2 separate regions of the Mus musculus genome follow, and region 2 is linked to region 1. A link is a loop called in an ENCODE intact Hi-C map of the cell type or tissue named here. Cell type or tissue: left cerebral cortex. All regions are shown on one strand. Each heading gives the region's core, and the rest is flanking DNA. Links, peaks and the distances in the headings are about the cores only. Region 1 has its middle 25 kb from the start of Txn2. Region 2 holds the start of Apol7a (apolipoprotein L 7a).

Evidence for each region. Peaks named below come from ENCODE experiments on the same cell type or tissue, not always from the same donor. Only the 100,000 strongest peaks of a DNase experiment are listed, where the experiment ranks them.
Region 2: a loop joins it to region 1, with 12 times the contacts of the local background. A loop is called at or near these places in 5 of 42 quality-filtered maps.

The regions. Positions count from the first base shown.
Region 1 is chr15:77,896,412-77,911,311 of GRCm38, forward strand. No RefSeq gene overlaps it. Among named protein-coding and RNA genes, the nearest start is that of Txn2, 25 kb to the right of the region's middle. In left cerebral cortex, for the core only: no CTCF peak of the experiment used is centred there; DNase peaks (open chromatin) are centred at 6,996 and 9,050; H3K4me3 peaks cover 376 bases; H3K27ac peaks cover 224 bases.
Region 2 is chr15:77,391,613-77,406,512 of GRCm38, forward strand. Apol7a (apolipoprotein L 7a) reads right to left here and starts at 7,498. Exons shown (of 5, transcript NM_001164640.1): 1 at 7,326-7,498; 2 at 4,618-4,705; 3 at 1,795-1,921; 4 at 1,143-1,247. The coding sequence starts at 4,630. Apol9a (apolipoprotein L 9a) reads right to left here. Exons shown (of 3, transcript NM_001162883.1): 2 at 13,969-14,094; 3 at 12,177-13,470. The coding sequence starts at 14,051. The coding sequence ends at 12,621. In left cerebral cortex, for the core only: a CTCF peak has its summit at 7,648 (motif pointing left); DNase peaks (open chromatin) are centred at 5,976, 6,413, 7,408 and 7,578.

The sequences.
Region 1 (14,900 bases), core at 4,437-9,436:
TCTTGACATTAGCTGAGGCCTGTTCATCTATGACTGTAGTCACTGAGGCTGACAAAGTGTTAATGGTGTCAGTCATCTGGACCTGTCCAGACAGAACCAAGGCTGTCTGAATTAAGGCCAAACCCAGTTCCCAGTTAGTGGTAAAAAAGCAGGAGAATACTTGAGCATTATACATCACCGTCATTGGGAGTGGAAATGTCGACATTATCCCCCAACGCTGCTCTCTCTTTATTATTGACGCCCTGGACATCACCAAGACGAGGGACATTAGTATTCCCTTGGTCAGTCTGGATTTTTCGGGTGAGTCTTTCCGGTACCCAAAATGGGTTGTCTTCATTCTGTGGGAAAACACAGATAGCTCCCCTGGATCTTATCAAGATAGGATCCGGGCCATACCATTTATTATCAAGGACATTTTTCCATTTAACCATCTCATTGGGCCTATCTGGCTCTGAACAATGACGTTCAGCCGCAGTATGGCCATGAGCATCAATATTTAAAAAATTGAGTGTAAAGAGTGCCAAAGACACCGACACTCTTGGTGCTCGGGGTACAGTCTCCTCAAAAGTTCCCCTCTTCTGTTTTATAAGATAGGCTTTGAGGGTGCGATGCGCACGCTCAACAATACCCTGTCCTTGAGGGTTGTATGGAAGTCCAGTCAGGTGGGTTACGTCCATCTGACGGCAGAACTGTTGAAATTTTTGAGACGTATAAGCTGGTCCATTATCAGTCTTAAGGAGTCTGGGTTTCCCCCAAGCACTCCATGCCTCAAGACAATGTTGAATCACATGTGAGGCTTTTTCTCCAGTTAACGGAGAAGCAAACATGATGCCAGAACATGTGTCAATGGACACATGGAGATATTGAAGTTTTCCAAAGGAAGAAACATGTGTAACATCCATTTGCCAGACCTGTAGAGGTCGAATACCGCGTGGGTTAATTCCCACATGAGGAACTGGCAAGAACTCACAGCAGCTTTGACATTGAGTAACAATGTCACGGGCTTCTTTTCTTGTCAAGGAGAAACGACTGCGTAATGTTTCAGCCGTCACATGAAAATTGTTATGAAAATTTCTTGCAGCCTCTACCGGGGATGATAGGGCAGCAGCCACCACTTTAGTGGCCTTATCTGCCAAATCATTTCCCAGAGCCATGGGGCCAGGTAGGCCTGAATGGGCTCTAACATGAGTAATATAAACAGGAGATCTTCTAGATAACAAAACTAATTGTATCTGCTGAAAAATATTGGCAACTCTACTGGAAGGCTTAATCACTCCAGCCACTTCTAAAAGATTTACTGCATTTACCACATAACAGGAATCTGACACAATATTAAGGGGTTCTAAAAAGGTTTTTAAAACTTCTAAGACCACTAAACATTCTACCACTTGAGGTGAATTTTCATTATATTGTTTGGATACCACTTTACCATTAGCCACATAGGCACCTATGCCAGTTTTTGATCCATCAGTATATACCACAATCCCATTTTTAAGTGGGTTTCTTACTGTTATTTGTGGAAACACAACAGATTGATTTTGGGCAAACTGTAAGATTGGATGTTTTGGATAATGGTTATCTATTTTTCCTGAAAAGGAGGTAACTAAAACTGCCCAATCATTAGATGCGGCTGCCAAGGTTTGAACCTGTGCAGCGGTATAAGGTACAATTAAAAGATATGGACTTTGCCCAAAGTGGGTGATTGCTGCTTTTAGGCCTTTAAGGGCAAGCTGTGCAATTGCATCAGGATACCAATCTATTATTTTAGCTGGGGATACGTTTGGATGGATCCACAACAATGGCCCATTCTGCCACAAAACTGCAGTTGGCAATTGTGCTGTCTTAAAGACACACAAACTGAAAGGCTGCGAATCCTCAATACGTTGTAATTGTGCATTCTGTAAGGCCTTTTCTACCTTTTGTAAGGCCTGGTTAGCAGCTAGAGTAAGAGTCCTAGGGGAGGAGATATGAGGATCTCCTTCTAAAATACTAAACAAAGGCCTTAACTCAGCGGAAGGAATCTTTAAAAAAGGTCTGAGCCAATTAATATCTCCCAACAGCTTTTGAAAATCATTTAAGGTATGGAGGTGATCTCTTCTTATCTCTACCTTTTGGGGCACAATCTTATCTGGGGACACCACAGAGCCCAAGAATTGTCCTGTATCAGAAATTTGGACCTTTTCTGTGGCTATCTGTAGACCCCACTGACTTAAAGTTTTAAGTAGATAAGGATATGCCTTTTGTAGCATGGTAAGGTCTTTATGGCACAGGAGGATGTCATCCATGTAAAGGAGCAAAATTAAAGAGGGGAATTGTTCCCTCACTGGCAAAAGAGCTTCTTGTACATAAAGTTGACACATAGTAGGACTATTGGACATTCCCTGTGGTAAGACCTTCCATTGATACCTCTTATCAGGTTCCATGTGATTAATAGAGGGGATGGTAAAGGCAAATCTGGGCCTATCCCTTGGACACAAAGGTATAGAAAAGAAACAATCTTTAATATCTATAATGATTAAATTCCAGCCACGTGGTAAGGCGGAAAGTACAGGGAGACCCCTCTGTACTGGGCCAAATAAGTTCATTTGCTCATTAATGGCTCTGAGGTCATGGAGCAGTCTCCACTTTCCTGACTTTTTCTTAATTACAAAAATTGGAGTATTCCAAGGTGAGGTAGAGGGTTCAATATGGCCTAGTTTTAATTGTTCCTCTACCAGTTGAATCACAGCTTCTAGTTTTTCAGAGGATAGGTGCCATTGAGGAACCCACACTGGGTCCCCTGTTTTCCATGGTATGGGTCGTGCTGCCCCAATGGCCGCTAAGGAAAACCCAGACCCTGTCTGTCTTGGTTTCCATTAGGTGTGATGGGCTCTATCCTTCCCTGTTCTTGATGTCCTAACCCTTTTCCTTCTTTATAACCCATCTTTGCCATGATATTTTTTGCTTTAGCTGAATACCCTCCTGATGGGGTGTTTTCATTGGACAAAATAAGGCCCAAATGCTGCATAATATCCCTTCCCCAGAGGTTAACCGGGAGTGGGAGCACATAAGGTATGAATTTCCCTTGCTGCCCTTCAGAGGATTCCCACGTCAAGGCAACGGAGCTTATAGTGGGACATGATTGATATCCTAGGCCCTGTAATGAATGAGATGACTCTGTGGTGGGCCATGCTTTGGGCCACCAATGTGTAGAAATTATACTTTTATCTGCTCCGGTATCAAGGATGCCTTCAAACTCTTTTCCATTAATCTTAAGGCGGAGCTTAGGTCTATCATTTAAAGATACAACCAAATAGGCAGAATCATTTCCTGAGGAGCCCATTTTCTTTATCTCAGGTCCTGCAGATTTCTCCCTGGTATTATCAGGGAGGAGCAGCAGCTGAGCTATCCTATCTCCTTTACTAATAGAAAAAACGCCTTTAGGGCTTGAGCACAGGACCTGTATTTCAGGGGAATGTTGACAATCCATAATTCCAGGGTGGACTACTAAGCCCTGCAAGGTGAGTGAACCTCGGCCGAGAATAAGGCCCATGGTTCCCGGGGGCAAGGATGGTATAGGCTCCACCGGCACCGGCTGAATACTCATTTGAGGCATTAATAGGAAGTCGGAGGCGGCACGCAGGTCCACCCTTGTGGGTCTTCCTGGGTCGCCTCTCTGACTGCTTCCTGGGTCCTGACAAACCGGTTCCCATATCTTTGAGGGCCCTGGGACCGAGGGCCCGATGACCCGTTTTTTGGCACATCAGTTGATTGACTATCAGGTGGGGGAAGAATTCTGCCCTTTATATCCCTCACAGAGCGACACTGGTCAGCTCTATGATAACCCTTGCCACACTTAGAGCAAAGAGTGAGAGTCCCTCCCTGTTTATCTGGAGCTCTGCAATCTTTCTTAAAATGCCCAGGCTTTCCGCAATTAAAACATGTCCTCTGATTATTTCTGCCCATGGAGCGGTTCTGAGATTGAAGGATGGCAGCCGCTAAACCTGCATTGCTGAGAGGTCCCCCAAGCTCTCGACAGACCCTGAGCCAGTCTTGTAAGCCTTTGTTCTTTCTTGGGGCTATGGCCGCTCGGCACTCCTTTGTGGCTTGCTCGTAGATTAGCTGTTCTATGAGAGGCGCAGCTTGCTCTGACTCTCCAAAAATACGCTCTGCTGCCTCTGTCATTCTGGCCACAAAATCTGAGAAAGATTCCTGAGGTCCCTGGATTATCTTTGTTAACTGACCAGTGGTTTCACCTGCTCGAGAGAGCGCCTTCCAGGCCCTAATAGCCGTGGAAGAAATCTGGGCATAAGCTCCCCAATGGTAGTTTGTCTGATCAGCAGAATAAGCTCCCTGACCCGTTAACAAGTCAAAAGTCCAATCTCTCTGCTCTGGAGTCAAAGCAGCTGCGTTTGCTCGGGCCTGCGCCTGTGCAGCTTCGTGCCAAAGCGCTTTCCATTCCATATATTTGCCCATACTAGGTAGAGCGGCTTTTACAACCGTCTGCCAATCAGCAGGCGTTAGTGCCATACCAGCGAGCCTGTCTAACTGCGCCAAGGTAAAATTAGCATTGGTTCCGTATTTACGAACCGACTCGGCAATTTCCTTAATCTGTACGTATTCTACCGGAGCGTGGACACGCCCACCCTCGGCTCCTTCAAAGACTGGAAATGCCTGTTGTATTTTCTTTTGTTCCTCTCGGGGAATGAATGAGTCTGCGCACTGCCTCTCTGCGCACTGCCTCTCTGCGCACCTCTCTGCGCACTGCCTCTCTGCGCACCTCTCTGCGCATTGCCCCTCTGCGCATTGCTGACGCACTACGCAGGGCGGGGGCTCCGCATAGGGCGGACCTTGAAACCGACTGCCGGGAGGTTGAACAGTACGCTGACTTTCGCCAGCCGCTTTTGGCTTTTTTCTTGACCAATTAGCTGGCTGGTAATGGGCTGCTTCTTCCTCCCAGTCTGTTTCCTCAGAGGAGGATTCTTCACTTGCTTCAGAGCTACTAAGAGCTGGCTTCCTGAGCTCATCTAGTGACGAGTATCTCCTAGAGACCTCCGCTAATCGATCTTTTTTCTTCTCCCTTTTTCCTCTTTTTCTTCTAATCTCTCTCCAGGTATTCCTACCTAACCTTAACTTTTCCTCGGGTTCAAGACCCTTGGAAAGGCCTGTATACTTATTTTGTGTACCATACTTCCTCTTTGTTCCTACTCTCTCTCCCCGCTTTACTTCTGATAGATTGTCCTGAATTTCCTCTAGAATTTTCAGCCCTATCTTAATCACTTGATAGCATGTGAAAAAGAACAAAAGGGCTCCTAACACCAGAAAAAATTCAAGGCCAAACATACTCACTGGTACTCTCGTTCCCCAGCTGAAAAGTTCTGAATTCATACAGTTGAATCCTTCTTAACAGTCTGCTTTACGGGAACCTTTATCACCGTCGTTCCCCAGCTGATGAGTTCTGAATTCGGCAGTTGAATCCTTCTCAACAGTCTGTGTTACGGGAACCTTATAACCTTGATTCGCAGTTCTGGTTCTGGAATGAAGTATCCCTCCTGCGCCAGTCCGGAGTTTTTTCTCGTCCCGGATTTTCTCGTCCCGGGTTTCGGCACCAATTGTTATTCGTCGCGTTCTCACGACCGGCCAGGAAGAACACAACAACCAGAATCTTCTACGGCAAAGCTTTATTGCTTACATCTTTTTGGGGGCCAGAGTGTAAGAAGCAAGAGAGAGCGAAGCAAGAGAGCGAGAAAAACGAAACCCCTTCTATTTTAAAGAGAACAACCATTGCCTAGGGCGCATCACTCCCTGATTGGCTGCAGCCCATGGCCGAGCTGACGTTCACGGGAAAAACAGAGTACAAGTAGTCGTAAATACCCTTGGCTCATGCGCAGATTATTTGTTTACCAACTTAGAACACAGGATGTCAGCGCCATCTTGTGACGGCGAATGTGGGGGCGGCTTCCCACAGAGACTGGTGGGAAAAATAGGTGTGGGTGAAGGGCCACCTCCTAAGAACCCAAGAGAAAAGACTGGATGAACCAAGTGGGGTCTCATAGCCACTAAGAGGTGGAAATCTCAGACTTGAGACTAGATTTTTTTTTTTTTTTTTTTTTTTTTTGAGACAGGGTTTCACTATGTAGCCCAGGCTGGCCTCAAACTCACAGGAGCCTCTGCCTCCTGAATGTTCAAGTCTTATTTCTTAGCCAAGGCTATCCTGAACTCACTATATACCTCAGGCTGACCTCGAACTTGAAGCAATCCCTTTGCCTCATCCTCACAATACAGGACTTAGAGACACATGTCACCACACTTGAATCAAGTAAGTTATTCTATATACTTTAAAGGCAGGATTTTATTTAGCCTAAGCTAGACTCTCTGACTTATGTAGCCAAAGATGACCTTACATTTCTGATCCTCCTGCCTCCATCTCTGAGTGCTAGGGTTCCAGGCATATATCACCATAACCGGTTTACGCAGTGCTGGGGATTGAACCCATGGCTTGGTGCATGCTTGGCCCTCTTCCAGCTGAGAGCTACATTTTCCAGCTCCAAAAGCCTGTTTTTTATCTAAAAAAAAAAAAAAAAAGATTATGTATTTGTTTTGCAAATGGGTGTGCATTCGCGTGCAACAGCGCACATAGGGAGGTCAGAAGACAGCTCTTAGGAGTCATCTCTCTTCTTTTACCGTGTGGGTCCAGGGGATGATCATGAGGCCTGACGCTTGGTCCCTACCTGCTGATCCCTCTCACTGGCCCCTCCAGTTAGTTAATCATGATGGTGGTAGGACAGAAAAGCCCAGCATGCACTGGGGCAGTAGGCGTGAACTGATGAAACTCGTTTTAATGTTATGGCCTGTGCCAGGTTGTGAGGCAATGTGTTTCTTATTCCTGGTCACGGTCAAAGCCCTGAACAGTCACTGCCTTGGATCCACAGGACAAAGGGAGCCTGCTTGAGAGGCCTTTCCACTTGGCTGCAGCCCTCCTTCCTCCTTCCTGACGCCTGATCTTCCTGCTCACGTGGGGCCCACACAGCTGCACACATTTATGCCTGTTTGTTTCAAAATCCTCCTCTCAGCCTGAGAGCACCCTTTTCTTCACCCAGGGAGGCCTACCAAATGTCCCCAAGCAAGGCAATCTGTTATATTGCAGGCTCCCCTATATAATTAGCTGGTCCAGGGCAGGATCTGACAGGAGGTGGAGCTGGCTGGCTCTGATGTAGAGATCCAGGAAGAGATCAAATTGATTGAAGCTATGGGAGGGGACTGGCTGCCTTTTTGTTTGTTTGTTTGTTTGTTTGTTTGTTTTCAAGCAGGTCTTGTCAGTAGTCCTAGATAGCCTGGTCTTCATTACATAGCCCAGAATGACTCTTTGGTAATCCTCCTGCCTCCACCTCTTAACTTTGGTTGTATGTACCCTTACTGTTCATGCCACTGCATGTGTGTGCGTAGGTGTGTGGTGGGGACTGAATCCAGGGATTCTGTGCATGTGGAGGTAAGAGTCCTACAATGGAGGGTTCACCAGCTTCGCTATTTTCTGTTTCTAAGTCTCACTCTCCTGTAACCTTCACGAAGGCCTGGACTCCTTCACTGGACTATGCCTCCTGACTGTATGCTTAAGAGTTCTTGGGTGGTCCTCTAGCGCTTTCAAAATGTGTCAGGTGAAGAAACTGCAAAGGGTTCGCCTAGGAGGAAAGTGTACTGGATGCAGCAGACAGGTTGGAGAGATAACTCAGTGGTTTAGGACTTTGAAGCCTTCATATGACTCCTCAGGATCCATATGATGGAAAGTTGTCACACACAATAAAAAAAAAATCCATACAGTTTAAAACAGTGCAGCAGAGGGGCCTGGGCCTGGCATGCCAAAGATGGCAGGCATGCCCTGGGAAGAGCATGGCTTTTCTCCTGCAGGTCCTGGGGCCGTGGGAGTACATCAATGGCACAAGACTCAGGGGAGTCAGATTCCTAGCTTTCAGAATCCCTCAGATTCTGGGTGCCCTGGGACCAGGTGGGCAGTGAGAAGCAAGGCTGTCATACCCAGAGGTCTAGAGGCAGCTGAGAGGGAGTGTGCTGATGTGCCAGCATCTGTATGTAGCAGGTGTGCCCCACGGAGGCACAGCCAGGTTCCAGGCGCTCTTCCCTCCTTGCCATGGATGGAGAGGGACGAGGTGCCCGATGGTTTGCTCTCTCAGCAGGTGTGATGGCTTGTAGACACAGGAGGTGCACATAGCAAGCCTGAAGGTCATCAGCAAGCTTGCCGGTGTGCACTGTGTTCTGGGCTTCCTCTTCCTCCTCTTTACTCTCCTGTGTGTGTTGGGGGAGGGGAGAAGAGGCCCGCGCGGGGGTGGGGGGTAGGCGGAGGAGCCGGAGAACCAGAGACAAGCTACCTGTATCTCCAGTACTTAGGAGGTGGAAACAATCAGCGATTCAGAACTCCTACATAGTATATCCAAGGCTGGGCTGCAGATACTGAGCCCCTTTCTCAAACCAACAAAAAAGAAACGCTACATCACAAACGGACCTATCTCCATCTCCTGTCCCAAGGTTTCCAGTTTGAGACTTCTTTTCTTAAAAGGAGAGATTACTAATAAGAGCTGTACTTAACCTAGCCTTATTAGTCTTTCTCCTCGACCTTATTTAGGAGCGGTTGAGATATGAGAAATAATGGAGCCCGGGTCTGGAGAGATGGCTCAGCGATTAAGAGCACTGGCTGCTCTTGCAGAGGACCCGAGTTCAGTTCCCAGCATCCATATGATGATGGCTCACAACTGTTAAAACAGCCATCCATACAAATACGAAATAAAGAGGCGAGTTCAACGCCACTGGCAGAAGTTCTGCAGGTCAGCCATACAGAATGCTCTTTGCACCGGCCCCAGGCTCTCAGGTAACCCCCAGCATCTACTAAGCCCACTCTGGCCCACTGCTAGTTCTGGTTTTCAGGTCCTGTACCGGGGACATGCTGGCAGATGCCCAGCGTGCTTCCCCAGGCTCTTACAGTCCTTAGTGAGACAGGATTTTGCTGCACTTCCCAGCAAGTTGTGGTGGAGGCGGGGCCTTGGGAAGGAGCGCGGTCGGGCCGCTCGCCTTATTTGGGCAGGCGCTGCGCTAAAGGGCAGGGCATCCCACCCTGCTGGTTCCGCCCCCATGCCGAGCCCACCCCTGGGGCTCAATCTGCACAGAAATCCGGTGCCTGTCTTCTTCAGGCTAGGCTAAGTAAGGTGCTGGCTGGCTTTTCGATTTAACCTTCATTTCGCAGCAGCCGAGGAGCTCACTAGGTAGCTAGGGCAGGAGAGAGCTAATCTCCACAGTCAGAGAGAACTGTCCCTAACCCAGTCTGCCGTATACCGGGACAGACTTTCTCTAAGGGCGCAAAGAAGTCTCTAACCTTAGATTGAGCCCAGGACCTTGCTCCATCCGAAGTGTGTGGTTAATTTAATCCTTTTCGGCGCGCCAATCACAAGGGAAGTTCACCCCGAGACTACCTACTGGTCACTTTATTGCCATCTCCATTCAAACCTTCCCCTGCTTCGTAACAATCCAGATCTCTGTTTGATTCGACTCTCTGCTGCCTCAACTCTTAAGTCCTTCACATCCTTCACATCTCTTAGCTCAGGATACAGGCCTAAGCGTCTTTTTTTTTTTTTTTTTTTTTTTAGCTCTGGCTGTCCTAGAGCTCTACAGACCAGGCTGGCTTCGAACTCAGAGATTATAGGCGTAGACCATCACTCTCCCTGGCTCTGGCTCTTTTTGTTTTCCTTTTGAGACAGGGTCTCACTATGTAGCTCTGGCTGTCCTGTGTAGACCAGGCTTGTCTGGAACTCCTAAGAGACCTACATGTCTCTACTTCCAGAGTGCTAGACTGGAGGCACGTGCCAACATGCTACAGACCCTTGAAACTTGCCGCTTCTGGTTGCACGTGATGTTCCCTGTTTCCAGTCTGTGTACTGCTGCCCTCCCCACAGGCTGCTATTCTCTTGCACGCAGCCTTGCTCACTCATCCCTCAGTATCCTCTTCCTGACTTTTCTACCCACCAGCTCACCTTTCTGATCAAGCATTTGCGTTGTAGACATACTATGTGTCTTCCCCGGGGCCGGTTAGCCCCTGCTTGGCAAGCTGGTGGTCCGTTGGAATTTTTTGAGAAGTTCTTCTTGACTCAGTCACTGAGCTGACCCAACCCCACACCTCAACCCTGGCTGAGCCTGGGCCTGCTCTGTCTGATGTTAAGTAGGAGTTGGTGTCCGAGGGCCTCCTGCCCGGAAGGTCGTGACCAGTCATCTGGGGCGGCCGAGTGCTGGGAAATGCAGCCTCTAGAGAGGAGCTGGGAGGTCAGGCTCCGCTGAGTGGGTAGGGAAGGTCAGCTCACTGCACAGATCCTAGCCTTCCCCAGCTGCTGCCGGCCTGCTACATTCTCCGGGTCAGGCTGGCCTCTGCTTGTCCCTACAGCCCACAGAGGCTTAGGCAGGGAGGGCTACGCCCAGCCCTACAGAGTCCCTACTTCCTTTGCTGAGGAGGAGGCTCAGGGCCTGATAACTTGTGGTCAGTGGTCGGGCCAAGTGCTGGTCTAACACCGTGGTTACTAGGCACAGTCCTCCACCTGTGACCACCTTCCAGTTAGTTCTGGGCTGTGTGGCGTTCTCTCAGGTCAGGCCAATGCAGCACTGAATGGACAGTCATGGCTGAGTCCTTGGGCTGGACGTGGCAGTGGAAAGGACTGGTCCTCATGATGGCGAGCCAGTCCTAACCACTAAGGGAACTCCAGTACCCTCGTCTGGCTTTTTTGAGACCTGGCTCATTTGAGCCTGAGCTCGTCTGAAACTTGTGGTAATCCTTTCCTTCAACATCGCTGACCAGGTCAATGAAGAACAACCCTAGAGTTTGAGGAAGGAGCTCAGATGCCACATCCCGGCATCTCCCTCTAGTTTGGATAAACCAGGCAAGGCTGCCACTTCTCTGGGTTTCCAATCTCTCTCCTGGTCAAATCCTTGGGGTTTCCTTCCCCAGCACAATGCCTCAGGGGTCCAGGGAGATATATCACCTGGATTGATCCCTGTGTCCCCTCAATGCCTGGCCCTGGGCAGAGAAGGGACATGATATGACAGGTGCTTAGGGTACAGGTGCAAGCAGTCTACTCAATGAGGCTGGTGGCCTAGGGACTGACCTGGCACTGGTACAGTCCAAGGTGTCCAGGGTCAGTATCATTGACATCTTGAAAATGAACCTTCTGAGCTTTCTCCCAGACCCCAACCTGGGCAGAGCACTGGGACTCCGGCTCCCAGGATCAGAGCCTGGAGCTTTCTAAGGCATAGGTAGAGGGGACTGGGGAAAAAAAAAAGGCTATGTGACAAGCTGAGCCACACTGGAGGACATTCTTTTTGCTTGCCCTCCCCTCCCCCAAAGTAAACTGGCAGGTGAGAGGTGCAGGCTGAAGCCAGCTCCTCTGGTTTCAGCTTAGAGGCACTCCTTCCACACTCTGAGGGCAATAACAGGCTCCCTTTACCCTGGAAATCCTGGTCTATAAAAATCTAAAAGCTATGTCGGGGCATGTTTGTTTTGACCTTGTTTATAGTGGAAAAGCAATTAACTGAAAAATACCTGAATATCCCACAAGAGAGCCAAGGTCAGAAGTGTGACCTGGGCTGACCAATTAATTGACTTCCCTCGGAGAAGGACAGACACACTGAGGGGTGGGGTGGCTGCAGGCCTGAAGAACCACTGCTCTGGGCTGAGGTGAGGCCATTGAGTTGTCGCTGGTTAGTGACATTAGGGCTCAGGAGAGCCATAGTGTCAGGTCAGTGTCAGAAGGTTGGATCGAAACCCTCCTCTGGCCCTTCCTAGCTATGTTCTCTGGGGCTACACGAGTGCAAAGCCTGGTTATCTGCAGGTTTTTTGTTTTCGGCATAAAGGTTAACTGGTCACAGGACCAACCTCCTGACTTACGTGAGCAATTTGCCACATGAAGGGTGTTAGAAAAGGCTGGGCTCCTGGGTTGGGAGCCTTTATTGTTAAACCATGTAACTCGAGCCAGAAGTGGGACTGTGTTCCCTTCAAGTTCATTAGTTGAAGCCCTGTCCTGCAGTACTTTAGAACTGACTGGACTATAGACAGGTCCTTTGTAGAAGCAATTATACTAAAATGAGGCTATTAAGATGGCCTTGATCTGTTTCTGGCCCAGGTCCTTGGAAGAAGAAATCTGGCCTGGCAGGCGTGTGGCACTCACTTATAACCCTAGCACTCAGAGGCAGTGGGATCATGATGATTGCAGGCCAGGCCTGGGCTACACAATGTGACTGTGTCAGCAAATAAAACAAGGACGGTGTGGAGTGGCTCCTCAGTACCTGTAATCTCAGCACTCCTGAGGTAGAGGCAGGAGGATTACCACAAGTTTGAGGCTAGCTCAGGCTCATGAGACTGGTCTCAAAAAGCCAGAAGAGGATACTGGTGTTCTCTTAGTAGGTAGGAGCGGCTCGCCATCATGAGGACCAGAGTCCTGATCCCAGCATCCATGCACTAAGCTGGGTGTCCAACACAGGCCTGTAACCCCAGCCTCAGGTGGGTCAGAGTCAGGGAGATCAGTCACTAGGGGTTGCTGACTTCCAGGATAGCCCAGAGATTGGAAGCCACAGATTCAAAGAGACACACCTCCATGGAGAAAGTATTAGATGATAGAGGGGATGATGTGTTAGAATGGCGGATGGTGTCTCAACAGCACACTAGGCCAAGGCAGTTCCATGTGGAAGAGGTTTTATTGGGGAAGAGAGAGAAGGTGGCAGCAGAAAGAGAAGACGGGGGGGGGGGGGAGTGAGGAAGGGGTGTTTTCTCTCTCTCTCTCTTTTTTTTTTCAAGACAGGGTTTCTCTGTGAAGCCCTGGCTGTCCTGGAACTCACTCTGTAGACCAGGCTGGCCTCGAACTCAGAAATCTGCCTGTCTGTGCCTCCCAAGTGCTGGGATTAAAGGCGTGCACCACCACTGCCGGGCTTGTTCTCTTTATATAGAAATTTAGAAATTTATGTAACACCGGTAAAGGTGGGAGGTGAGCCAAGCAGATGCTGGGAATATGGTGCCTGTTGCCTTAGCAACCAATCTGCAGGTCCCAGGTCCCATTGTCACCTATGTGATGTCATAAATTTGGGAGGTCCTGATGCCAACAGGGCTTAACTAATGTCCTCTGCTGCATCCCCCCCCCCCCACAGAGTAAGTAAATAAACAAACAAATCTAGACAAATCTAGAAAAAAAGAAAGAAAGAAGAGAGAGAGAGAGAGAGAGAGAGAGAGCAAGCAAGCTTATGCATGCCATTAATTCTAATACTTGGGAAATCGAGGCAGGAAGATCTCTGTGAGTTAAAGACCTGCCACAAAGCAAGTTCCAGGACAGCCGCATAGTCAGATCCTGTTTAAGAACAAATACAAGGGGCTGGAGAGATGGCTCAGTGGTTAAGAGCACTGACTGCTCCTCCAGAGGTCCTGAGTTCAATTCCCAGCAACCACATGGTGGCTCACAACCATCTGTAAAGGGATCTGACGCCCTCTTCTGGTATGTTTGAAGACAGCTACAGTGTATTCACATACATAGAATAAATAAATCTAATTTTTAAAAATACAAAACAAAAAACCCAAAACAAAACACAAAAATGAAAAAGAAATGCTTTTAAAAAAAAAAAAAAAAAAAAAAGCAATAGAGGTGTACCTATGCACAGGGGGGAAATATCCACATGAAGTCATAGCAAGAAAGCAGTCATATACTGGCCAAGGACACAGACCTCAGAAGCAACTGAGGCTGCTCCTGAAGCAAACACTCTGTCCCTCCAGCCTGCCTCGTGCCCTGTGTGTGGGGTTTAGCCATAGTGACACAGGATGACGTATGCCTCATACCCAGGAGGACAGAGCCTTTCCCAGGGGTTTACTGTATAGCTAACCGCACATGTGCTACCATTCTAACGCAGCAACAACCTGCTCAGGTCAATTGCCAATCAGGAGGAGGGGTCCAGCTCCTTTCAGAGATGGACCACTGGTAGTGAGGGAGGGGGTAAGTTGGGAGCAGGGGAATGGGACTTTGAGGTACCATCCAGCCTGCCTTCTTGGGTAGGACCCCAGTTGGTTCCCATTTCTCCTGGGAGCATGGTTTCTTCCTCCCTCCCTCTCTCTTCCTCCTTTCTTCCTTTTCCTTTCCTTCTTTCTTTTTTTCTTTTTTGATTTTTCTTTTCTTTTTCTTTCTTTTCTTTTCTTTTCTTTTTTTTTTTTTTTTTTTTTTTTTGAGACAGGGTTTCTCTGTGTAGCCCTGGCTGTCTTGGAACTCACTCTGTAACCAGGCTGGCCTCAAACTCAGAAATCCACCTACCTCTGCCTCCCAAGTGCTGGAATTAAAGGCGTGCACCACTACTGCCTGACCCTTTTTTGATTTTTCAAGACAGGGTTTCTCTATGGAGCCCTGGCTCTCCTGGAACTTTGTAGGCTAGCTGGCTTCAAACTCAGAGATTCTCCTGCCTCTCTCTGCCTCCCAAGTCCTGGGATTAAAGAGGTGCACTATCATTGTGCCATTTTTCTAGTGCTAGCGTTTTCTAATTTGCAGCAGGAAGCCCAGGGAGTCACTCACACACCACACCACTTCCCTGGGTCAGGGTCTCTGCATGTATGAAACAGGAACAGAAGCTGTGAGCTCAGATGGGTATGTTAAGATACAGAAGTGAAGCTTGGCCCTGTGGGCATCAAGAGACCCATAGGAGGTGGAGGAAGGCAGTGGGCCAGAGGAGACAACCACTTAGCTGTGTTTACCCAGTAGACTGGCTGCAGGTAGGGCCCTGACCCACCTCCCAGACACTCCTGCTGGGTGTCAACAGAAGGCAATCAGAGCTGGGGGGAGGTGTGGCAAATTAAGGACTCAGGGTGAATTCCACTAAGCATTCTCCAGGGGTGAGGTCACCTCTGGCTC
Region 2 (14,900 bases), core at 4,586-9,585, 500 kb before region 1:
TTGGTGGGTTTGGCCTTGGCTTTCCTCAGGAGGAGTCCCATGAGGTCAGCCTCACAATGCCCCTACTCTCTGCTCTCTACTGCCTGTCACTCAGCTCATCTGCTGTGAGTCTCCAGCTGAAGGAACTGACAGACTTGTTGTGTCTTTGTCTTAGAGCAGCCGTCCTGGACAGTGCCTTCCTGCCTGTGGTAACGTCTATCAGATTAACTGTTCTTTCCCATGGGCGCTTTCTTGGTGTGAGACACTCCATGTGACCTTGACCATGAGGCACTGTGTCCTGAGGACAACAGAAGATTCTGCTTAAAGCCTTTGAAGGAGCCGGGCAGTGCTGGGAGGCAGGCAGATTTCTGAGTTCGAGGCCAGCCTGGTGTACAGAGTGAGTTCCAGGACAGCCAGGACTGCACAGAGAAACCCTATTTCGAAAAACCAACCAACCAACCAACCAACCTGCCCCCCCCCCCCCCAAAAAAAAAACCTTAAAAGGGACCTGAGGATGTGGCTAAGTTGGTGCAGTGTTTGTCATACAAACAGGAGGACCCGAGTTCAGTCTTCCAGAGGCCACATAGGAAAGCCAGGTTCAGGGCCTGGGCCTGTCATCCCTGCTTGGGGATGCAAGGTTAGGAGGGTCCTCATGCTCTCTTGTCAGCCAATCTGGTCACAGTGATGAGTTCCAGGTTAGTAAAGGCACTTGTTATTGTAATGGGCTGGAGAGAGAGTTTCTTTATTCAGATGCATGGTTCTCTTGCAGACCAAGTGAGTTCAGGTCCCAGACCCTACACTTAGTGGCTCACAGCTGTAGGGATCTCGTGTCCTCTTGGCCTTGATTTACTATAAACTTGACTGTGCTATGGGTTAGGGAGCTCACACACCCTCACTTAATTTCAATACTGTGTGTCCTTAAATCCTCCATCTCCAAACACCATCCCCAGGGTTAGGGCTTTTACCAATGAGTTTAGGGATACAACTTAGTCCCTAACACTAGTGACATCATTGAAATAGGCCCTGTGGCAGGTGTTCAGGCACATACTTAATCAGCTTGTCCCTGAATATTCAATATCCTGTGCATGGTCCTCTATTCATGTTTCCCCGCCCCCCTTCCTATCTAGAGAGAAAAGGGCTTCATTGGGTCTTTGGCTGAGTACCTCTCGTTCTTGTCCTGAAGGTCATTTTGGAGCTCATCTTCATCTTCTCCATCAGGATCTGCAAAGATCTCAGCAAGAGATTCCTGCAAGGCAGCTTCCTCTTCCCTGTAATAGGAGAGAGTGACTGATACAGGAAGACTGCTTATAAAATAAACTCACCCACATGCAAAAACCACACATGCACATGTATATGTACACACACACACACACACACACACACACACACACACACACACAGAGAGAGAGAGAGAGAGAGAGAGAGAGAGAGAGAGAGAGAGAGAGAGACTTTAAAAGCTAACTTTTGATGAACACCTACTGAGTGCAGGCTGTCTACTACTGGACATATGTTGGGACATATGTTGGGCTTTTCACAATGCCAGTCAACAGTAACCAAATAAAGAAGAAGGTAAGGAACTAACTTCCTGTGGTCACAGGAATGCCAAAGGCAGGGATAGTTTTGTTCCCTGTGGCTGCTGCCATCTCCCCCCAGGCAGAGGCTCTTTCCTGGTAGAGAATATGGTGAGGGAAATATTTGCTGAGAAGAGACACCTTCAACCCTAACTACTTGGTCTGTCTGGGGAGAGTATTCCTGCCCAGAACAAGCCAACCAGGCCTGAACCCTGGTACTGCAGGCATCCCTCGGGGAGGTGACCTGGACAAATCAACTTCTGCCACAAAGTGTTTCCAGGTTTCTTCTTCTGTCAGCAGGAGCCGCAGGTCCTCTGTGCTCCATGTGTCCAGGAGGTAGTTAACCACACTCTCAACAAAGCATTCTCTGTCTAGATGAGAAGGAAGTGTATATGGTTAGAGGACAGTGCACAAGAGTTTGAATGGGTCAGGGGCATGCTGGGTAATTGCTTGTCTGAGCCCTTGTCACATGGAGTATTTTAATGGTGTCACTAGTGATAGGGACTGAGTGTGTCCTTAAACTCATTTGTAAAAGCTCTAACCCTGGTCACTCTATTTAGAGACAGAATCATTAAGGACACATAATATTGAAATTAAGTGAGGGTGTGTGTGAGCTCCTGTTAGCACCCTTACAGAAACAGGAAGAAACTGCCCTCCCTTTTCCCTCCTTCTCTTTCTTCCTCCTGTCTGTTTTCTCTTTCTCTGCCCCCGTCCCTCTGTCCAGGCACACAGACAGGACATGGGAACTCTCTGCCAAGCAGGAAGAGAGTGCTGTCCAGGGCCAACCTGCTGCACTTTGGTTGTGAGTGTCAAGAGTCCAGAGCACTGAGAGAAGAGATCTTTTCTTGATAAGCCACCTGCCCAGTGACCTTTTCGATGACATCCTGAGGAGACTAATGCACCTGGGAGGTGTCCTGGTACTTTGCAGGGATTTGTGTCTCTTTCAGCTGAGAACAATGAGGACATGAGTCCGTCAGCCCCAGGAAGAGGGAAGTCCTAGTGATGGCTTTCTTTTACTGTGTGCCTCATGTTGGCTCTTGAATGTGGATTCACATCTTTCTCTTTATTTTTATTTTGTATATATGAATGTTTGCCTGCGTTTATGTGTGCGCACCATGTGTGTGCCTGGTGCCTATGGAGGCCATTGGATCCCATGTAGTTGCAGTTTACAGACTGCGAGCCTGATGTGGGTGTTGGGAACTGAACCCAGGTCCTCTGCAGGAGCAGCAAGTGCCCTTAACCACTAAGCCATTCTCCAGCCCCAAATGTGACCTTCAACGCAGGAATGGTCAGTTTTTAATCCCGAGTTTCAACAGCACTGGATTAATAAATACCTAGGAGTTCAGTAGCCCTTATCTGGGGGCTGTGAGGGGGCTTCTCCATCTAATCAGAGCGTAAAGCCTGAGCTAATGAGAGGCTCACAGACTGAGTGGAGGCACCATGGCAAGTGGGCCCTGCTGGAGTCTGGTACGCTGAGGGTGTGTCTCCTCTTGGGTTGATGGCCAATGTCTTGTTTTTCTGTTTTTGTCACTGCTTTGTTTCTGCTTTATGTCTGCCAGGATGTGAACTGATAACTTTTCCTCCTGCCTTTTTGCATCCCTGGAATTACCAAATCACACAACATTGTAAGCATAATAAATCTATTCTTATTAGTCACAACAATGATAAAGGCAAGTAACACCAGCTTTAGAAACAATTAATGGGGAGTTAAGAGCACTGACTGCTCTTCTGAAGGTCCTGAGTTAATTTCCCAGCAACCACATGGTGGCTCACAACCTATGGTGGGTCACAACCATCCATAATGAGATCTGATGCCCTCTTCTGGGTTGTACAGCTACAGGGAGCGGGGCCAGAATGAGCAGGTCCTGAACAAGAGCTGGAGAGTTGGCTCAGTAGTTAAGAGCACTGACTGCTCTCCTGGATGTCCTGAATTCAAATCCCAGCAACCACACAGTCGCTCACAAACATCTGTAATGGGATCAAATGCCCTCTTCTGGTGTGTCTGAAGACAGAGACCGTGTACACATACAATAAACAAACAAACAAACAAACAAACAAACAAACAAACAAATAAATAAATCTTTAGAAACTCTGAATGTTTGGTTGAATGAATGAATGAATGAATGAATGAATGAATGATCTATAGAACCAACAGAAGAATTTTAAACATGAAAGGAGCCTGGCATAGTAGTGCATGCTTTTAATCCAGCAGTTGAGAGGCTGGAGCGGGGGGGTCTCTGTGAGTTTGAGGCCAGGCTTCCTATCAGAATGAGTTCCATCACACCCATCAACCTCAGAGACACCCCCAGTGCATTCATGAGTCCAGCAGGGCCCACTTGCCATGGTGCCTCCACTCAGTCTGTGAACCTCTCATTAGCGCAAGCATTTATGCTCTGATTAGATGGAGAAGCTCCCTCCCAACCTCCCAGCTCAGGGCTACTGAACTCCTAGACATTTATTAATCCAGTGCTGTTGAAACTTAGGATTAAAAACTGACCATTCCCATATTGAAGGCCCCATTTAAGACTGAAGAATGGCTCAGGCTGGAGACGGGTAGGCGGCCTCCTCAAGGACTGGGCCCCAGGCTCAGCTGATAGGAAGCCACCTTGAGAGGAGTAGAGCTGTCTGCCTGTAATTTGGCTCCCTCCTTCCCTCTTTCTCCTCCTGGCTGCCATTTTTCAGGCTGGGTATTGAGGAGGCGACTCCTGGGAATTTACAGAAGACAAAGCGAGGAAGGAGAGCCACTGTGACCTAGGACTGGGAAACTTTGTGCTCCCCTTGGGCTTCTCATCTGTATCTTTTTTTTGTGTGTGTGTGTGTGTGTGTGTGTGTGTGTGTTTTTGAGACAGGGTTTCTCTGTATAGCCCTGGCTGTCCTGGAACTCACTTTGTAGATCAGGCTGGCCTCGAACTCAGAAATCCGCCTGCCTCTGGCCTCCCAAGTGCTGGGATTAAAGGCGTGCGCCACCACAGGCTTCATCTGTATCTTTGACTCCCCAGCAGGCACTCAGCACACAGGCTCTGGCAGTCGTAGGTCATATGCAGGAGTTGGGCACAAGACCGCTTACCTGGGGTGTCCATGGCAGCTGCCAGGTCTAGGTGTCAGGCAGAGGACTTGACAGCTAGCTGTTCCTTACAGCTCACCAGGTGACCAGGCTACAGGAGAAAAAAGCAATTCCCACAGCTTAGTGATTAGGGACCCACAGTTCTCGCAAGGGTGGCTCCCAAGGAACAAAAGAACCTACAGTTTTCTGTTTCCCTGGGCTTTGTCTTATTATGAAGCCTCCCTTGGGCTAGTTCACTGGCCTGGAGGATTGAGACCAGGAGAATTGCCATGTAATGGGGCTGGAAGAGAAAGAGAGAATGGGCATGTTCTCAGAGAAAGAAGAGAAGGAGAAGAAGAGCTCTGTCACTGTTGTTTAATGAAGTTGATCTGTGGCTTCAGCCTCGCTGCCTTCTTCCCCAGTCAAGTCAGAGGACCCCTGTCCTGTTGGGGACACTGGAGAAGGCTTCAGTTTAGGACAAAGGACTGACTCTGCACACAAAAAGAGAGATGGAGAAGAATGTTTTAGTAGGCATCTGCAGGAGGAAACTGTGTATTTATTAATGGTTACTTTGTATATTCATTGTTGGGAAGAGATACCACGACCAGGACAAGGCTTTAAGCCTGCGTGATTGCGCACGCCTTTAATCCCGGCACTTGGGAGGCAGGTACAGGCGGATTTCTGAGTTCGAGGCCAGCCTGGTCTACAGAGTGAGTTCCAGGACAGCCAGGGCTACACAGAGAAACCCTGTTTTGAAAAACAAAACAAAACAAAACAAAACAACAAACAAACAAAAAGAAAGCATTTAACTGAGGCTTGCTTACAGCTTCAGAGGTTTAGTCCATTTATTGTCATGGCGGGGAACATGGCGGCCTGGAGGCAGACAGGGTGTTAGGGAAGTTGAGAGTTGCAATCCAGCTCCACAGGCAGCAGGAAGAGAGAGACACTGGACCTGGCCTGGGCTTTTGAAAGCTCAAAGCCCACCTCTAACGACAATCTCCACCAAGTCCACCCTTCCTAATTCCTCCCAAGTATCTCCACACCCTAATGACCAAGCATCAAATATATTAGCCCACGGTAGCCTTTCCTAGTCAAGCCACCATGCTTACCCTCAGTGATGCTCTGGGCTCCTTACTCTCAGGTAATGAAGTCCTTACATTTAGCTGACGTGAGTGACTATTCCGTGTTGACAGAGTGAGGCCTTGAACCTGGGACTTTCTAATCCATGTCCCACTTTCAGATGAGCAAGCTCCACTGTCTAAAAATACAGCACATTCCCTCCTGTTTGTATCACACGTGTGTGGTGTAGTGTGTGTGCTATAAACGGCTCTTCTGTATCCACAGCGCTGCCTTGTGCCAAGTACCAGGTTCTCAGCTTAGCAAATTCACTGGGGTCACCTGTGGCTTCCCAGGGACCACACCCTCCTTGCTTCTGTGATATCCTTGTCCCATCAGACCCTGGAGTCCTGCCTGGTCCCTGCCGGGCCGTGGGCTGCCCTGGACTCCTGCTTGTCTCCATGACTCCTGGACCTTATCATATGTAAATACTAATGCAGAGAATGTCCTCATTCCTGTCAGTGCCTGCATTTGAGATTAACCTTATGCTATTTGTATAAGTAGATAACTGGGTTAAAGGACGTTCACATCTAAACACAGGCCGTGTGTGAGAGTGTTCACTCCTTGTTCTCACCAGTGATCAGGTGATTTTGCAGAGGGGTGGACCTCATAAAAACAGAAACAGAAACTGCACTGAGATTGCCTTGGGAGCTAAGGAAGAAGGAAAGAAACTGCGGTTAGCAGTATAGGGAAAAGGCGCCAGCCCCTCCTCCTGGGACCTGACTAAACGGAGAATGAATGTACGTGTTGCTATGGTGAGAGCTGAAGACAGTGGTGACTCAGTCTCAGAACCACTCTCCACCCTTCTAACCCATAACTCCCTTTTCTTGCCAAAGCTCTCCAAGTGTCCATGTAGCCTCGTCTGGCCTCACACGCACTGTGTAGGTTGAGAGAATCTTGAACTCCTAATCTTAGGCCTGCACCACCCAAGTGCCAGGATAGCAGCCGTGTCCCCCGACCCCCACCCCCTCGCTCAAGCTTTCCCATACTCACATGAAGTCAAAAGATGATAGGAAGAGAATCTTTTAAGAAACGGAAGAACAGGTCAGAGTCTGAGACATGGCATGTGTTCTGAAGTCCCCTCCCCAAAGGGAAACCAAAGTCAGCTCCTGAGGCCCAGACTCCTGTTCAATGCTGCTAACAGGGACTTGGGACTTTAGGGGACAGGGGTGGAGTCATCTCATCAGTAAAAAAAAGAAAATCATATAAATACAAAGATGCACTTTAAAGCTCACCCAGTGGCCAAAGAATTTACATGTTGGGAAGATGTCTATTGATCCTGCTCTTGGGGCACATCTCTGCTGTAGCTGTCAGGTTGCAGGATGTGGAGTTTTATAGGACAGTCACAACACCCTGCCAGGCCTGTCGGATGCCCAGGTGGGGCCACACATCCATATCTCAAGCAGGCAGCAGAGTGAGCAGAGGAAACCTTGTGCAGGGGTCTGAGGCGAAGCTCAGACTAGCTCGCTTGTAAGGCCAGAGTGGGGTAGGGGGAACTGACCATCTGTCCTCATCAGGGTTCTCTAGAGCAACAGAGCTTACAGAAGGCGCCTCTCTCTGTATATAGAATCTCTGTATATAGAGTTAATATAGATTCATGAATTAGAATGACTCACAGACTCTGGTTTAGCTAGTCCAACAAAGGCTGTCTACGCATGGCAGGTTGGAGACTCCCGTAGCTGCTCAGTCCACAGGGCTGGATGTCTCAGCTGGTTTTTAGTACACTCTGGAATCCTAGTGCCATTGTAGAAACGGACTTGCTAGTGAGGTGCGGCAAGCCGGCAAGAGCAAAAGCTTCCTTCTTCCAGTCTTTATGTAAGCTTCCAGCAGGTGTGGCCCAGATTAGAGGCTGGCCTTACCTTCTCAGTTGGTCTGTCCTAACAGCCATCATAGCACCGAAACAGAGTCCACAGCACACATGGGTGCTGCGCCACCTAGAGGCAAAAACTGTTAGGACACAAAAACTTTTGGAAATGTGTGTAATGAACTTTGAAATACACAGCTGTATGGAGCTAAGTGTGATCGGGAACTGTGTGCGTGCCTGCGTATAGGTTCACTGTGTTAGCATGTTGTTTAAACTGGTTCAAGGAATACCGAATGGCTGAGAAGCACCTGAAAAAATGTTCAACATCCTTAATCATCAGGGAAATGCAAATCAAAACAACCCTGAGATTCCACCTCACACCAGTCAGAATGGCTAAGATCAAAAATTCAGGTGACAGCAGATGCTGGCGAGGATGTGAAGAAAGAGGAACACTCCTCCATTGTTGGTGGAATTGCAAGCTTGTACAACCACTCTGGAAATCAGTCTGGCGGTTCCTCAGAAAATTGGACATAGTACTACTGGAGGATCCCGAAATACCTCTCCTGGGCATATATCCAGAAGATGTTCCAACCGGTAAGAAGGACACATGCTCTTCTATGTTCATAGCAGCCTTATTTATAATAGCCAGAAGCTGGAAAGAACCCAGATGCCCCTCAACAGAGGAATGGATACAGAAAATGTGGTACATTTATACAATGGAATACTACTCAGCTATTAAAAAGAATAAATTTATGAAATTCCTAGGCAAATGGATGGACCTAGAGGGCATCATCCTGAGTGAGGTAACCCAATCACAAAGGAACTCACACAATATGTACTCACTGATAAGTGGATATTAGCCCAGAAACTTAGGATACCCAAGATATAAGATACAATTTGCTAAATGCATGAAACTCAAGAACAACGAAGACCAAAGTGTGGACACTTTGCCCCTTCTTAGAATTGGGAACAAAACACCCATGGAAGGAGTTACAGAGACAAAGTTTGGAGCTGTGACAAAAGGATGGACCATCTAGAGACTGCCATATCTGGGGATCCATCCCATAATCAGCTTCCAAACGCTGACACCATTGCATACACTAGCAAGATTTTGTTGAAAGGACCCATATATAGCTGTCTCTTCTGAGACTATGCCAGGGCCTAGCAAACACAGAAGTGGATGCTCACAGTCAGCTATTGGATGGATCACAGGGCCCCCAATGGAGGAGCTAGAGAAAGTACCCAAGGAGCTAAAGGGGTCTGCAACCCTATAGGTGGAACAACAATATGAACTAATCAGTACCCCCAGAGCTCTTGACTTTAGCTGCATATGTATCAGAAGATGGCCTAGTTGGCCATCAGTGGAAAGAGAGGCCCATTGGTCATGCAAACTTTATATGCCTCAGTACAGGGGAACGACAGGGCCAAGAAATGGGAGTGGGTGGGTTGGGGAGTGGGTGGGGGAGCGTGTGGGGGACTTTTGGGATAGCATTGGAAATGTAAATGAAATAAATACCCAATTAAAAAAAACAGATGTGAAAAAAAATTATTTCCACGATCTATACTCCAAGTCCTCCATAGTTGTGGGATCCAGAATGAGTGGCCTGGCTTCTTCCCTCTGGGCACCTCCAGGATCAGAGATGAGCTCAGGTTTCCTGGGACCTAGTTTCCCTTGGACTCTGGCATGCGTGTGACAGCTGAAGAGAGCAGACATCTCCTAGTGATGAGCAGGGCAGCCAGGCTGAACTTTATTTATCAGAGGGTAAAGGGATATTCCAAGAGGAAAATGACAGTACATAATGCCACAGCTCTGGTTTTGACTTTAAAGGGGAAAATGTTATTTTCCAGTAGTCCAAAGTTTCTAGAATATTCTTTTCTTGTACAGGCACATAGGTAGCACCTACCTGGACTATGCCTTTCTTTCTTTCTTTCTTTCTTTCTTTCTTTCTTTCTTTCTTTCTTTCTTTCTTTCTTTCTTTCTTTCTTTCTTTCTTTCTTTCTTTCTTTTCTTCCTTCCTTCTTCCTTCCTTGTTTTTTTTTTTTTTTTTAGATTTAGTTATTTACTATACATAGGTACACTGTAGCTGTTTTCACAGACCAGAGAAGGGCACCAATTCTCATTACAGATGCTTGTGAGCCACCATGTGGTTGCTGGAATTTGAACTCAGGACCTCTAGAAGAGCAGTCAGTGTTCTTAACCACTGAGCCATCTCTCCAGCCTGCCATTTGTTCTTTCAAACATACCACAGCTCTGTTCACAGGACTGTGCCCCTCCTTCCTGTCCCCACACTGACAGTCGTTCCCACTCAGACTCTCAGAACACCCTCTGCCTCCCTTCTACAGCCCCACAGACTGAAGAGAGGCTCTCTAAGGTCAGGGGTGAAGGCTTGATATCCACCTACTTAGCTTCCTTCAGTCTTTTCTGGGCCTCAGTTTCCCCCGTGGAACCTGGCATACAGACACAAACTCAATGAGAGAATTGGTCCAAGCTCTGGGTTCCTGGAGTCTCACAAGGTCACGAGTACCACCATGCTATTTTTCACCCCATTTATAGTCTTCAAATCCTCCATCCCCAGAGGGCACCCAGAACAGCCACATTCCCTCCGAGGTTCTCTAGCAATACATGATCAGTCTGGAACTAAGTTGAACTCCTTGGTGGTCCCATGGGGTTTCCTGCACTTTCTTTTGCTTGGGGATGAGGAAGGGAAAACCTAACCAGATTCAGGGTTATGACCAGATGCAAATTCATCTCTAGGCTGCTGAACCTGTGACCTGGGCCAATGCCTAAGAGCCCTTCCATTTTAGAGCGGCTGTGAGCATGGGCAGAATTATCTAGTTATGGGAGAATCTTTTCTGGCTGAGGTAGATGGAACACAGTGGTCCTCAGCAGTATGTTCTGTTCCAGGTGTGCACCAGAATTGCAAGCAGAGGTAAGCTCTGGGCTGATATCTCAGCCCATAAAGGCAAGTGAGAGTCAGCCCTGATGAGCAGATGAGGACCCAGAGGACATCCCACTCTGGCACCATGCTCAGTAGAGCCCTCATTGGAGTCAGAGCAGTGACCTCTCATTGCTGGATGCACCTCTGTGGTCTCAGCTGCACTGACTGTGGGACCCTGTGAATCACTTCCCGGCTCTCCCAGGCCTGGTCCCTCTTCCATACACAAGCCATTGCCCGTGCCCTCACCTGGCTCCTTGGTGCAGAGACCTTGACTCAGAGTTCAGGAACAAATGTGGATGGTGCAGATAACAGTTTCCAGAAGGGATGCCCTACTGAGCTTCCAAAGAGGCTCACAAGCTGATTAGAACGTCAATGACTGGAGAGGTTGGAGTGTTGCAGATCAAGAGCCTAATTACCGTTGTTTCTGATCATCTTTATTGCCCTGAATAGCCGTTCCTTGCTACCTCTGCATTGACCTTAACATCCAGAGACTAACAGATAAAAATCTTTTGTGATCTATTAACTTTGTGTGTGTGTCATAATATTTTAATTATGTTTAATAGTGTTACTTCTTTATATAAAACAAAATGTATCACCCACTCCTCTGAAATGTTACCGTACAATAACATTAATTGAAAAATTAGTCATTTATGAGAGGTTGGTTGTGTGGGGAAGGACATTCTTGGGCTTTTCAGAGACCCTGATCAATCTACACAGAAGAAATATGTCTCCATGTGTGAAACCAGGAACTTCTTTTGGCAAGCATATAATGGCCCTGGGTCAGGGTTTTGGATGTCCCTGCTAAGGACTGTGGCTTTCAGTCCCAGTGTTTCTGTTTTTGGTCTATTGTGCATTTAAATATCCGGTGATTCCTTTGTATCACATTAATTTATTAGCTTCTCTTGATGTCATTCATTTGTCCCGCAAACTGTATGCAAGATACTTGTCTTAATAAACGTGCTGACTTGATTTATATGCTCATGCAAAATTCCTGATCCTAGCTTTCCATCTTCTTTTATTTCTTTGTGATGTATTAACTTATCAGACCCCTAGGTTCACCAGCCCGCAAGCTAACAATGTCATCAGCTGCCATCTGAGGCCTGTAGCTGGAATTTACCTCTGCTTGGCTGTAACTGTCTCTGATGTCTCCACAAGTGTGTCAGAAAAGGGCTCTGATTGATAATATGCCTTGTTCCCTTACTACAAAAGGACCATGAAATGGTTAGTTGGAACACAGACTTCGGGATAACCTAAATCTGCCTTCCGGGTCTGTGATCACTCCCGATTGGCTCCAGGATAAGTTCTGTCTTAGCCCCTTTGAGCTGAGATTTGTGTTTCTGTGTTGACAGTGGTGATGAGCAGCTGGCTCCGACCCTACACTTGGGCCTTGCTGTCAGTTCTTGTGTTTTTCAGTCACTGCCCCAGGGGTGGAGGAGGGGTTCAGGCACACTGTCCATCCGGGCTCCATAATCCACAGGAACAAAACACTGAGGTGAAAGGTGGGAGGGGAGGAGGGCCCATCCACACAGACATGGAGCCTCCTGAGGGAGCTTTGCCATGGTGTCCTAGAGCTTCCATGGGAGGGGACAGTACCGCATCTGGTGCAACTGTAAAGGCCCCAGGCTGGCTGCCAGTGGATACAGGCCATCTGAGAGTCTCAAGGACCCCTGTTGATGTTTCCAGGTTCTCATGCCCCAGGACAAAGAACCGAGTCAGACACAAGGTGAGGAACAACAGAAACGGTTTATTTAGGGGACAATGACATGCCTGAGGATGGGCGTGGGCTGGGGAGCTGGGGAGAAGCACAGGCTCTAAAGCACAGGGATGGGGCTCATGATGTGTTTACAGAGCACACACCTTTCTCTCTGGTTTGCCTTTTGTGGGGTCTTGTTTGCAGTAGCTCAGCTGGGGAGGGCTTTCTAGTCCTTCTCTTAACTGGCTTCTTCCGTGTTTAGTCCAGAGTTCAATCTTTCCAGTCCCTCTCACAGCAGCACATCCTTTAGTCTCTCGTCTCAGGCACCAGGGGGTCTCACCTGATTGTGCTGTGTTCAGCAGCAGGCCTGCACACTCGGTCCCTCGGACCTGACTGCAGTCTTGCTCTCCTCTGTCCAGGTCCTCTCCCCTGACCTCTGCCTGTCTTGGGGATGGGGTGACTGACTGGGGCCTGATCAGATCGTCTTGTAGAATTCCATGAGCCCCTCTAGCTTCTCCTCCAGCTCTCGAGCCAGCTTCCTCAGTGCTTCAGCCGACTCTGACGCAGACCCTTCGTACAGATGCTTTGACTCTTTGACAAGGCTGTCCACATCACTCCAGAGGGCGGCACCTGCGGCGGTGGCACGTTGGATCCGGGCTTCATTGCTCATTGCCAGAGGGGTTCCTTTCAGACTGGCCCGCACCTGCATAGCCCGTTGGGCAGAGATGCTTCCTGTGGTGGCCAGGATCCTGGCATCTTCTTCTAAACGAGGGTTGGCTCTAACCAGCCTGAGGGCATTCATGTGCTGCTCAAGGGCTTCCAGGTCTCTAGTGATGTCTCTGGTAGCCTGAGGGACCTTGCTGGCAATCCTATCCACACTTGTGCCAGCCTCCCCCAGCACATGAGTGCCAGTCGGAGCAGCTTCAACTTCATCCAAAACCCTGCTTGTTTCCTCCACGATTGAGGTAGCAACATCAGTCACAGTAGCTGCTACCCCCAGCCCCAAGCCAGTTGCTGAGAGCACCAGACTTCCCTCTGCTGTCACAGGTGCCAGAAAGAGACCAAGGAGGCTCAGGATGTCAGAGGCAGCACTGAAGGAGTCAGCCACCACGTTGGAGATGGTGCAGCCCCTGTGTAGTTTCTCAGCGTGGTCAGCCAGGGCATGGAGCTGACTGATATGCTCCACCAGCTCTGCTTTCAAGCGAGGAAAGACTTTCAAAAACTTCTCCCTGCCTTTCAGACCTTTTTGAAGTCTGCCTCTGTCTGCTATGGCCAAGAGCGCTGTCAGTTCCCTCAGAGCTTTGTGGAGGGCCACTGCTCTCTCCCTGTAAGAGCAGAGGTCAACAGTGTGTGAGAGATGGCTTGTGTCTATGTAAAACAGGCTGTGTAAAAGCAATCCACCCCACAATGGTCTCTACTATCACAGCCCAGTTAGGATTCTAGAGTTGTGGGAAGTTCCCCTTTGGCGAGCGATGTTAGGTATTTTAAATAGGTTTTATGGTCTTTAATGGTGTGTCAGTCATCTTAAGACTGGGGAGACAGTCAGCTGTGGAAGTGCTCACCCATATGCATGCAAACCCGAGTGCCATCCCTCAAACCCAAGTCAAAACAGCTGGGCCCGGGTGGCATGGTTTTATAATCTCAGTGCTGGGATAGGTAGAGACAGGTGGATCCTTGGGACCCACTGACTAATGTGTTAGAATATTTTCCAAGGGCTATTGAGGAGTGCCTTTAATGCCATTAACAGGGACTGTGTGGAGTGGGTGTGCCTTCCTCAGTCATGCAGGGGTTAAGGGCCATGCTGGGCATCCCATAGCACTGACCTGGACAACTTGGCCTTGGATACAAACGCCTGCCAGACTCCATCTTCAGCCACCAGGCTATACAGGTATCCACTGCTTGCCATGTTCTGAGATACCCAGTGGCTCCCTGGATGGTGTGTCTGCTCTCTACAAGGAAAGAAGGATGCAGTTAGTGCCCAGGGAGCATCAGGTTCTTAGTGTCATGTCGTGAGTGTTTATCCCATGAAGCGCTGGTGATGTGTTGGTCACCAGTGTTGTCACCAGCTGAACTGTGTCCTTTGCTTCCCGTGTTCTGGCCACCAGGCCTGTTATCTATATTTACAGATAAAGTCTCCTTGGAAGTGAAATAATTATGATAAACATATAAACATGGGTCCCTAATCCACAGTCCTGGTGGAGTGACTCACACTCTCTCCCCTTCCTTCTCCCTCTTTTCCCTCTTTCTTCATGCAAAACCCCCAGCAGAGGTATTGGGAGGGCACAATGAGCCTGCTCCCTCTGCACCCCAGGACTGTCGCCCTCACCATAACTGACTTATTCAGGGTTTCTATTCCTGTGCACACATCATGACCAGGAGGCGAGTTGGGGAGCTAAGAGGTGCTGCTTACTGACTTGCTTCCCCTGGCTTGCTCAGCCTCCTTTCTTATAGAACCCAGGACCACCACGCCACAGTGGGCTGGGCCCTCTTCCATTCAACACTGATTGAGAAAATGCCTTAGAGCTGGATCTCATGGAGGCATTTCCTGAAGGGAGAGGCTCCTCTCTCTGTGATAACTGCAGCTTGTTGGCACACAAAACCAGCCGGTGCAGTAACCAACCTAACTCACCTTCCGTACGGACATCAGCATCCAGAGCTGAGGGAAAAGGCAGACCGTGTCCGAGCCCTCACCCTGTGGTGTTGTGGGATCAGAGCCAAGACGACTCATGCACTGGGAGATACCACCTCGCTTTGC